2 separate regions of the Mus musculus genome follow, and region 2 is linked to region 1. Evidence: chromatin loops called from intact Hi-C (ENCODE). Cell type or tissue: left cerebral cortex. All regions are shown on one strand.

What was found. Hi-C counts contacts between places; a loop is a spot of excess contacts. Peaks named below come from ENCODE experiments on the same cell type or tissue, not always from the same donor. Only the 100,000 strongest peaks of a DNase experiment are listed, where the experiment ranks them.
Region 2: a loop joins it to region 1, with 5 times the contacts of the local background. A loop is called at or near these places in 8 of 42 quality-filtered maps.

The regions. Positions count from the first base shown.
Region 1 is chr11:64,078,559-64,081,058 of GRCm38, reverse strand. It overlaps Cox10 (heme A:farnesyltransferase cytochrome c oxidase assembly factor 10), which reads left to right and starts at 1,587. Exons shown (of 7, transcript NM_178379.3): 1 at 1,587-1,723. The coding sequence starts at 1,681. It overlaps 2810001G20Rik (RIKEN cDNA 2810001G20 gene), which reads right to left and starts at 1,575. Exons shown (of 2, transcript NR_033780.1): 1 at 1,282-1,575. In left cerebral cortex, no CTCF peak of the experiment used is centred here; a DNase peak (open chromatin) is centred at 1,560; H3K4me3 peaks cover 1,837 bases; H3K27ac peaks cover 958 bases.
Region 2 is chr11:64,441,132-64,443,631 of GRCm38, reverse strand. All of the region lies in intron 1 of Hs3st3a1 (heparan sulfate (glucosamine) 3-O-sulfotransferase 3A1), which reads right to left. Among named protein-coding and RNA genes, the nearest start is that of F930015N05Rik, 5.7 kb to the right of the region's middle. In left cerebral cortex, a CTCF peak has its summit at 1,243 (motif pointing right); DNase peaks (open chromatin) are centred at 1,238 and 1,595.

The sequences.
Region 1 (2,500 bases):
CTGGAATTTTCATACACATGGAAACTATCTAATACATGGCCTTTTGTGATTGATTTCTTCAACTTAGTATTGTTTTCATGGTTGTAGTATGTATTTGCACTTTATTTTCATTTCATGGCAAATAGGCCAGTATGTGGATATGTCACAGAATATCAGTTGATGTATAACTTGAGTTATATCCACTTTGGGATATTATGAGTGAATGAATGCTGTCATTTGTCTTGGGAATATACCTGGGAAAGGCACAGCTGGGTCAGGAGGTAGCGCTGTGTTTAACTTATTGAGGAACACCTAAACTGCTTTTCCAAAGTGGCTACAATATTTTATATTCCTATAAACAATGTATCAGGATTCCTACTTCTTCACTAACTTGTTAACTCCTGCTATTGATTAATTTTGTTTATAGCCATCTTATAGGTGTACAGTCCTATCACTTTTTGGTTTTATAACACAAATTTTAAGAGACAACTATAAAGAGATAGGAAGTACAGTAGACTGCTATACAATCTACAGTTTGAATCACGCAATCTCTCTAGCCCTCAGGTTCCATACCATGTAACCATTGAGTTAGGTATCTGAGATCTAGTTTGTAAAGGGCTAACTTATTTATGATGATCAGAGTTCCAGGAACAGTGGGTCTAATTAACCAAGATAGCTGTAAAGCAGAAGGCCTCCCCTAAGCAGCACTCACTGTTGGTGTGATTAGATCCCAAATTGTGCTTTTCATTTGTTGATTTAAGGTTTGTACTTTGTAATATTTCACTTAACACAGCATTTCAAAGTGCTCGAAAAACAGTGGATTGAACAGTTGTTAACTTTTCAGTTATTCACCAGAAATCCATCCTCTTCTTCCTTAGTCTAAGATTAATTTGATGGGGACAACCATTATCCTAGGTCCACAGTGATGAACTGTGATGGGCCTCAGAAAATCCCATTCTCTGCTCTGTCTTCCTGGTAAACTGGAAAACTCTCACAGTTCCTTCTACTGAGCAGCAAGTTGGCTCTTCAAAGCCTTTCTTTAGCCTACTTCACAGAAATGCTAACCTCATTCCATAGCGCTTTCTACCTTATCCCTATCGGGATGACGCTCACCATGACCAGTTCTTGCTGCAGAGACACAGTGCGTGCTCTTACACAAACTCCTGTCTCAGTGGCCCCTGATCAGCACCTGAGGTGAACCACAGAGATCTCACCTCATCGCTGAAAGCAAACACAAACTGCCCTTGTAAGTCATGTTTTGCTCTTTTAATGAGTTTCTTTCTTCCTCGTTTTTTTACTTACCAAACTCCACGAGAAGCCAACAGCCTGCGCAAGATCAGCCTGGGTGACAACTGAGGAGGCATTCAATTCTTTCAAGCTCAGGGGACTGCCGGGCCGGGCCGGACTCCAGAGCCCTAACCCCGCCACGACTCGCCTTCCGCCCGCGGGCTCCGACGATCTGTCCCTCCCGGGCAGAGAGCTCACCTAGTCTACATCTGGAGCGTCTGAGGGGAAAGCGAAAGCTCTACCATCCGATCTTTATAAGCTCCGCTAGCCTAGCTTTCAGAGAGCGCTGGGAGCCGGAAGTGACAAGAGGAAGTCCCGCCTCACTCAGAGGGCGGGCTAGCAAGATGGCGGCGCCCAGGAGCCGGTGAGGTGAGAGGCGTCCTGGGGTCCTGGGGACTGCTGCACCAGTACGTTATGGCCGCGTCCCCGCACACCATTTCCTCGCGCCTCCTCACAGGTATTGTACCCGGTTGGGAATGATCGTGGACGAATTGTTTTCTTTTTTGCCATGTGCGGTACCGTGTTGCCGGCCGCCTGCAACCTTGGAAGCCCTTGGCTTGTCACTTGGCAGGGAGGTGACCTTTAGGGTCACCTGAAGGGACGAGGCCAAGTATTGTGGACCAGCTTTGCACCGTAGGCCAGGTGGTCCCTAAGGCTTGATATCCCGTGCTCTTTGGAGTTTCAGACAGTGCAAGATGGAGGGACAGGATAAACCATGGGGCTCCACAAGCCTGGCACATGAGAGCCGCGGTTCCTGGCCACCGCCTTTTAATGACAAGAAGCGCACCTCCCCCCCCCCCCCCCCCCCGTTAAGGAGCTGTCTTCCAGCTTAAAGTGTTACCTTAATCACCATGATAATGATAACTGCCAACTGAATCCCATTGAGCCAGCGCTGTACCATCAGTATGGCTCCTTCCATCAGAAGGACTTTTGACAGATGTGTGTTTATCACAAACTCTTGAAAAGCTCCTATATTTTACCTTTTCAGGGAGGCCAACCTTAGCACTCTAACTAAAATAGGAGTCTTTATCCTTCTTTTCTTATATCATATTAATTTATCATGAATAACACACGGTGTAATTGTTCACACCTGCAGTACAGATGTGCAACAATTTAGTGTGTTCCTCCCAGTAAGAGAAACACTTTGTGAAAGTAAAGATAGTCTGTCTCCCTGGTTCACCACTGTATCCCTCATGCCCAGAGCAATGCCTATGTGCATTGGTGATGCTCAGTC
Region 2 (2,500 bases), 360 kb before region 1:
GTCCCATAGAACGCCATGCCACATCCTGCTATCCAAAAAGGCTCCAAATTTGAGAATCGTGAATTGTTTGTCTCTGGATTGCCCCATTGATGTGTTTTTAGACTATGATTGAGCACAGGTAAGTGGAACTTCAGTTATATGGAGGCTGCCACATAATGCCATTCATTCAACCATCTGCAGCATCCATGTGTGCCTAATTTGTCTCCACAAACACGTATTCTTCTGTTCTAGGCCCCAATTAAGAGAACACCTCCCTAAATGTATATGCTTCTTAATAATGAGTCACTGTTGTCTTCTCCCATGTGAAAGAGATTATGCGCCTTACCAGGTTTTAGGCCACCTTGACATTTTTCAAAAGTCACACTGCACCAGTGTGTTGCAAAGCTCAATTTGGAATCTTGGGACTGTCTTATTTACATGGGTTCTGGACACAGGGGATGGGGGTGGATGAATACCCACAGATGAAAGAATATTATGTTCAATGAATAATATCAGGACAACGTAGAAGATCTCAGCAAAAGAGGCCCCTGGGTTAACTAATTAAGCTCACTTCTGCCAGGCTTCCAGTCATGTCCCTACTCCTTCTGCTGTTTTAACCTGACCCCACCTATCCACAGGCCCAGAAATGCATCCCTAACTGATGTCATCACCATCCCAAGAGTTGTCCTGCACTTGGTAGGCACAGGACAAGCGCTGGAAGGGTTAAGCTGGCTTCTGTATGCCTCCTGTTCTATTAAGACCCTCCTCCAGAGCTGCACCACGCAGGGGAAGGAATAAGCCTGCAATAAAGTCATCTGGAAGCGTTTTCATCTGAAGCCAGCTTTCAGAAACAGAGGCAAAATGCACTAACAAAAGTAATCTGGGCATATGGCATTCCTTCCTCATGCACATGTCTAATATAAATCCTCTAATCATTTGTATCTTGCTTTTTGGGTTTATTGTCAAGTCAAGTCTTTTATTTCTCTCCAACAAATAAACTGCCGAGAGAGAGAGAGAGAGAGAGAGAGAGAGAGAGAGAGAGAGAACCACCCATACCTAAAGAGATCAGTACAGCAGCTGGGCTACGAAGCCTATACCTGCTATCTAAGTTCATTATTATTTCTTCCTTTCCCCTTCCCCTTCCCCTTCCCCTTCCCCCCCTTCCCCTTTCCTTTCCTTTCCTTTCCTTTCCTTCAAACACAATTAGTCTGGAAGTTGTCAGGGAAATTTACTGAGTATTTTACCACTAGGTGGCGCTACACAACACATTCAAAGTAGGTGGCTCACGAGCGAGAAGGAATTTTGTTTATATCCTTTCAAAGACTCTCTCTTGCATTCCTAATGGCAAGTACTTAACTGCATTATTAATAAACACTCCCCCCTTCCTGCCAGACATCTGCCATTGTCTGACAACTCCTGAGACCGGCTAAAACTGTACTCTGCAGTGTGGAACTCAAGAGAGGCGTTGGACAATCGTACGTGTTCAGGTGCCTGAGAAATATCAGCTACTCAAGAGTTGTATCTATCGTTGGAAGCAGGAATTAGGCGAGATCTGAGCACTGGGTTCACATATGTTTGCTTATTAGTTGTATCCATATATCCCACAGAAATCAAATCAACACAAGCTCTCAAGTGTTAAGCCTCTGACCAAGGCGAAGGCTAGAGGGCAGAAGTGTTGCTTCTTTCTTGTGCGTGTATATAAAAGGCACATGTCTGGTAAGAAACTTGCACAATTTTAACTCATGGCTTGAAGATAACAAAATTCCTAGACACCCAGGGTTTCATATTGTTGGGAAATAGAGACCAAGAAACTACACTAGATCGCCTTGTTTTATATTTTGGGTTTTTTGTTTTGTTTTTTGTTTGTTTGTTTTGGGGGGTGTTGTTTTTTATGTAGTTCCTCACTAGGGAACCAAACTAGCTTCAAGCTTGAGGTCTTCCTTATTCAACCTCCATAGTTCTGGGTTACAAGGTGAGTCACTGTGTCTGGCAAAACAAGTTCTCTTTATATGCCGCATCTCTATTAGGTGAGGGTAACGCTCTTTTCCTCTCCCCCCCCCCCAAAAAAATATCTAAGTATACAGGGTCCCTGCCTGGACCCAGACATGGAACTGATGGTGGGTACAATTTATATTTGCTTAAATGTGTCCCATAGAGAGACAACCACTTCTTATGGTTGTTTATATCAAGGACGGTTGTTTGCTTTGTGACCAACACTCTTCATGATGTGAACATCTGGTCTATGTAAGGTTAGCCCCTGTTGTCATTAATTGCACAGGCTGACTTTATTCCCATGACCCCTCTAAAATACAGACTTGGCGCTTATTCTTCCCTGGCCAATCAACCAGTTTATTTATGTGAGACAAATATTTGGGCCAGCGTGTTTTCTGTTAAAAGGGGGACGGGGAGCAGGAGATCATAACGCTGTGGGAGGATTTCCACCCAGAGATTGTCTTCACGTTCACACACAAAGTGTATCTGCATGCTCTGACCCTCAGATCATAAGGGGACGTACACACAA